2 separate regions of the Homo sapiens genome follow, and region 2 is linked to region 1. Evidence: chromatin loops called from intact Hi-C (ENCODE). Cell type or tissue: psoas muscle. All regions are shown on one strand. Each heading gives the region's core, and the rest is flanking DNA. Links, peaks and the distances in the headings are about the cores only. Region 1 overlaps LOC107986098 (a long non-coding RNA gene). Region 2 overlaps LINC02005 (long intergenic non-protein coding RNA 2005).

Region 1 (2,921 bases), core at 322-2,821:
TAACCAAGTCCCAGAACTGTTGGTCCAATCTCCCTTTTCTGTTTTAATTTATTCCTTTGCTTGAAATGGAGTAAGTTACCCTAAGACCATAGGACAGCGGTTCTCAGCAGATGGTCCCTGGCCTAGGAGCATCAACGTCACCTGGGAAGCGACTGGAAAGAGCACACCTCAGATCCCACCACAGACCTATGCAATCAGAAACTAACAAGCCCTCCTGGTGATGCTGCTGCCTGCTGAAATTTAAGAACCACAGCGATGCACTGAGTATTTGGTTCTCTCTATTTAGTTCTTTAATTCAATTGGAGTTCCATTTGTGGTGTGCTCTAAGTCATTCACTTCTCCCAGTTGCTAGGAAACATTTACTGAATGTTTCTTCTCATTCCAGAGAGTTTGAAAGAATTTATTGAGCATGTATTGTAGGCTAGGCTGGCCTAGTTATAGGGGCTACAAAGACATGTCCATGCCTTACAAAGTTCAAAACCTAGGGCAAATAGGACTGATGTATGAGTGCTAAAATATGCCACGAGCCATGAGCTATGTTCCAGTGAAAGCTGACAACACAGCTCAAAGGGGAAATCAAGGTGGGAGGGAGGGAAAGGCTCCACGGAGGCACATCTGGGACCCACCTGGCAAGAGCTGGGTCCTCTTCTTACCAGACTCATGACACCCAGGTGTAGAAAGGACATCCCAGTCTCCCCTCCCTGTCAAACAACGTGGCTCCCTTGAAGTAGCAAGTGCTGACTATTTGGGGTGTGTCCTCTTGTTCATACAGATAACTTAGAAACCTTGCTGGCCACTTACAGGGTGTCTGACATGGAACTGTACAACTTTTCTGTGTGGTTTTTTCTCACTCAGTATACCTGGCCATCCCTCCAGGCCCGGCGTCGAGGCTTACACACCGTCTTTCCCATCCTGGGCCCATTCCGTGGTGTGGAATGCCGTCACCCTCTCAACTGTCCTCCCATGGACGGGCTTCAGCCTTGTGTCTGGGTTTTGGCCATTTATGGTGAACAAGGGGTAATCTCCATAGGGCAGGAGGGAGGGGGGTTGGAAAGAGCTGTTCAGAAGAGGACAAGAAGGAAAGTCGGGGACTTTTCAATTTAGCAGCAGAAAATCCACTTTTATCAAGAATGACGGGAAGACATTGTTTCTAGCAGGCAACGTCTACAACTAAACGTATGGTTGAAAGGAGTGAGCTTGATGGGGTCTTGCTAGTGATCTCATTTTGGGCCTCATTGGCCCACCCTCCCACCCCTGTATTCGAGTGACCGGGGACCCCCCTCTGCACCCCGGGGAAAGCGTCCGCCTGCTGCCCTCTGTCCCAGGCTTGGCGGCACCCCAGCCCCAGCTTTCTGCCTCAAGCCTCAACTTCCCTGAATTCTCAGCCCGGTGGATTTCCAGGGAAATCACCTCTGTGCAGTTTCATTAATTTGCGCCAAGGCCATCAAAGGGGGTTGTGTAAGAAATGTTGGCAGCCCATGGAGGCTCTGGGAGCTTCAGATCCGGCCTTCTTAGCAACAGGAAGCCCTTTCTTGCTCAGCATAAACAAGCCCAAACACTCCCCCACCGCCCATTCCCCTCAAGGTGCCAGTTTGCTTTGAAATCCACAGCAAAGGATTTCGAGGTGTGGCCTCATTTTGGCAAAAGCCTTAATTCTCATTATCTTAAGAGTCTGCACTCCCACCTCCCATGTATAACTTAATAAAAGTCACATGTGGCAGGGGATTATCTTTCATTCAGTGGAGTAAAAAAGGTCGTCGTGTGTCCCCATTGTCCCTGGTAAAGTAGCAGGCACTCAGGAGGGGGCTGATGTGGATACTGGAGTTGCAGTTTAGGCAATGTCCAGCAGAGGGAGCACGATGCTTTGAGAACAACCTGGCTCCTGGCTGTTCTGAAAGAGGAGTCTCTTTGCTACCAACCCCATGCATGTAGGAGTTGTCTTCTCTGCATGTGCAGCAGCTAATAAAAGAAATCCAAAGTTTTCTTGCTGGGAATTTGAGAATTCAAGGATAGATACATCCAACAATGGTTAAATTCTGTAAAAATTAATCCTGCTGGTCAGCTTGTGGGAGTGGCCCTAGTTGGCTGTAATCATTGGTATTTAAATCTGTAAGTGGACGGTGGAGAGAGGCTTGTTTCCTGCCTTAATGAGTAAGTCAGAACCTGCCTCGGAGGCCCTGTTAATTGTTAAAAACTGATCTTTGAGCAGGGTTGTAAAGAAGAAGAAGAACGGCTTTTTTTTTTTTTTTTTGAGATGGAGTCTCGCTCTGTCTCCCAGGCTGGAGTGCAAAGGAACCATCTTGGCTCACTGCAACCTCCGCCTCCTGGGTTCAAGTGATTCTTGTGTCTCAGCCTCCCAAGTAGCTGGGATTACAGGCACCCACCACCACACCTGTTGGATTTTTGGTCCCCAGAACCTGTTTGATAATTATCTTCAACTGTCTACAGCAGCCATAAAGAGACCTGTGGTGTACCTGTTCCGGGTAGAATTATGGATTTGGAAGCCTAGGGAAGAACTGAATGTGGCACTGGTTCATGAAAAGGCCAGATTTCCTCTGGAAAGACCTCTGTTCCCTGTTGTTCTGCACAAAACACTTCCTGCAGCTGGCACTGGGATTGGGGCATGACAGGCATCATCTTGCTTAATCTTCATGACCATCTAGTGAGGTGGGAGCTTTGATCATACTCATTTTAAAAATAAGGAGCTAGCTTAAAGTCGTTAAATATTTACCCAAGGTCATATAATGGCAGAGCTGGAATGTGAACCCAGGTCCATGTGACTCCATTCATTCATCCTTTCATTCATCAAACATATATTGTGGGCTCCTTGTCCCAGGTAGTGTGCTAGGCAATGGGGAATAAGAAATAAGAAAGACAAGATCCCAGTCCTCACAGAGTCTTCATCCTAGGAAGGGATGGTG
Region 2 (2,921 bases), core at 274-2,773, 750 kb after region 1:
GAGTAATTACAGGAGAACATCGAAACATTAAATCTAGAAAAAGTTTCAAAGCTTCATGTAGGAACTGGTAACTAATAAGATGCAAAAAAGAAAACATAAAAGTGACAAAAGATTGTATATTTTTTTAAAAATAAAATAATTTTGGGGATAAGCAAAAAATTAATCTCCAAATTCTTGTGGCTATTAAAGGGAAGACACAGACGGAATTAACTTAGGTTCTCATTTGCTGTGTTTCATCATGTTTTAATGAATAGTAGTTGTATTTTGAACATATATTATAATTTTTATATAATAGTTGTCTATACATGTAGGCTAGAGTGGTATTAAAATGAATGATTATGAAATCAAGATACTACCTCATTGACACAATCATAGAAAACACCTTGTCTAGCAGTTCTTAACCCTGGTTGTGGATTTCAAATGCCTGAAGAGCTTTTTAATGATACAGGTTTGAAAAATACAGATGTCCAGACTCTACTGACAATTCTGATTTAACTGGTCTCGGGGAGGCTGCAGCACTATTATTTTTTAAATAGTTGTCAGGTGATGCTAACATGCACCCAAGTTAAGAACCACTGGTCTCATCCATGGGTTGCAAACCTAAATGGTTACAGGGAGCAGGAAATTAATGCAAATTAATTAGGTGATCTTTGTATAAGAACTTTTGGAGACTGTGGTGAACTGGAGAGTAGATGCCCTGTTTAAAAGCTTTCTGCTGCTCAGTTATAGCCATATGGAAATGCTCTCCTGAGTTTTGTTAGAAACCAGGCATATAGGTATTTTAGAGAAATTTCTCAATTTTGGGGGAATTTCTCCAATTTCCAAATAAACCACATCGGTAGTCGGCCAGTTTGCAATCCTAAAGTCAGGCCAACTTATTTATTTCACCAATGAAGGAACTGAGAACCAGAAATTACACAACTGTCCATGATGATGTACTTAGTGGCAAAATAGAGATTGGACCCACAGCCTCTCTCTCATTATGGTGTTTTGGCTTTTTTCTTCAACTATCGCACGTTGCTGTGCTACAACTGTTCATGTTAATAAAAATGTCTTTTGGGCACTGCCAGTTTGCTAAGTGAAACACACATGTCATCTGTTTTAAACCTCTCAGGGAATTTGTGGACTAGCCACCAATATCCACATTTTACAAATGAGGAAAATGAGGTTAAGAGACATTGACCCACAGTGGTCCAGTGGAGCACAGCACTGAATTAAAGTTTACCAGATGGCAAAGCTTGTGCTGTTAACTCTTTGTTCCCTGTTCTCCTGGAAGTTTCTTTCCATATTGTGTGAGGAGTCTCTCTTGATTCCATTTGGAAGATATATACATAGCCCTAATTTTTGAGGCACAACTCAAGATCCAGCCACATGATAGTCCTCCTGTACTGTACTCATCTGTGGTATTTATGATTGAAGTTGACCCTGCTTGAGGCCTGAGGTCAGCTCTTCACCAGGTCTGCTGGAAGCCCAGGAGAAATGACAGTCCTAATGAAATGCATTCTGAGTAAGACCCTGACAGTCTTGCTATGGCCATGCACATTTGGCATTTTCAGAAGAGATGGATTAATTTAAAAGTAAACATTGGCTTCCTTGTCTCTCCCTGGATTCTCAGCCTGTGCACAAACACACCATGAAGACAGGTCTGCTTTGCAATGGAAAATAATGTGTTTACGAAAAATGAGGAAAAAAGATGAAAAAGGATTACCATTAAAAGCTCATCAGAATCAATGCATATTTTTGCATAACTGACTGGGCATTTACTTTCTCTTCTTTCTGACCTCAAGCCAACATTATTCCAAGGACTGACAATCCCCAAATGTACAAATATCCTTTAGATTTTCACAAAATTTGGGAGGAGAATCTGAAAAATTCCTAAGCATGAGTGTTCGAATTATAAACAGAAACTGAGAGTTCATTTGTTTGCTATCTAGACCCTGCTCTGCAGAGCACTTTGCTAAGGGCTAAGAAGTTGACACTTCAGGGCATCACGTGACCGGATCCCAAGGAACTTACTGTGAATTGGAAAGGCAGTATATATTGAATGATAAAGCAATAGTCATCACAATTGTTGCTGTGAATTCAGAATTGCTATTGTTTAAGTGTTGTTTTTATTTTATCAGAAATCTAGTATAGTTATAGAAAAGATTAGGAAATAGGGATAAAAAGCCAGAAAATTCTCCATCTGTCGTCTGTCTACTTCCAGAAATACCTACCATTATCATTTGGGCATGCCCTTTCTATCTTTTTTACACACATGTAAGAGACTTTCTTTCTTTTTTTAACCCAAGTGGGGTCCTACAGTGAATGGTGTTTTATAACTTGCCTTGTTTTCCCATTAGCATGGTGTAAAGAATTGTAAAGGAGCAGCAGAGGAGCTCCAGCTGCTTCCTTGCCTGAGGCTAGATCACAGGGAGAAAGCTGAGCAGTAGCCACTTTGGGTTAGAGTTGTATGTATTCAAAGTACACATGTGCATGGGGATGAAAGTAGAGCTGTGGTTATGGGGCAGGGAGCCTGGCCCTGGAGATGACAGAATGGAGCAGTAACCATCAAATTACCGCCTCCTTGCTTGGACTAAACTTACCATTATACCTTGGAATACAAATTCCAATTCAATCAATAACTGACATCTAAGTTGACAAACAGTAGCCAATCTGACTACTATTTACCTTTATGTTAATTATCATAGACATTTCTTAGGTAAACAGTTATGTGGTGACTTCCTTCAGTGTGTTGATCATTTACAGATGTATCCACCCATTCGCCCATCCATCACCATGTTCAACAGTCACTTACTGAGCATTCATAATATGGCAGGCACTGGGGAGATTACAGAGAACAAGAGGTGGTCCTTGGTCTTAAGAAGCCTGTATCCCACTATGAGAGAGAGACAAGGCAGCAATGATATGAAATGATTGGA

What was found. Peaks named below come from ENCODE experiments on the same cell type or tissue, not always from the same donor. Only the 100,000 strongest peaks of a DNase experiment are listed, where the experiment ranks them.
Region 2: a loop joins it to region 1, with 4 times the contacts of the local background. A loop is called at or near these places in 30 of 110 quality-filtered maps.

What each region holds. Positions count from the first base shown.
Region 1 is chr3:73,099,407-73,102,327 of GRCh38, forward strand. All of the region lies in intron 1 of LOC107986098 (a long non-coding RNA gene), which reads left to right. Among named protein-coding and RNA genes, the nearest start is that of EBLN2, 39 kb to the left of the region's middle. In psoas muscle, for the core only: a CTCF peak has its summit at 1,849 (motif pointing right); a DNase peak (open chromatin) is centred at 1,855.
Region 2 is chr3:73,853,601-73,856,521 of GRCh38, forward strand. The region is part of intron 2 of LINC02005 (long intergenic non-protein coding RNA 2005); the gene reads left to right. Among named protein-coding and RNA genes, the nearest start is that of LINC02005, 46 kb to the left of the region's middle. In psoas muscle, for the core only: no CTCF peak of the experiment used is centred there; no DNase peak of the experiment used is centred there.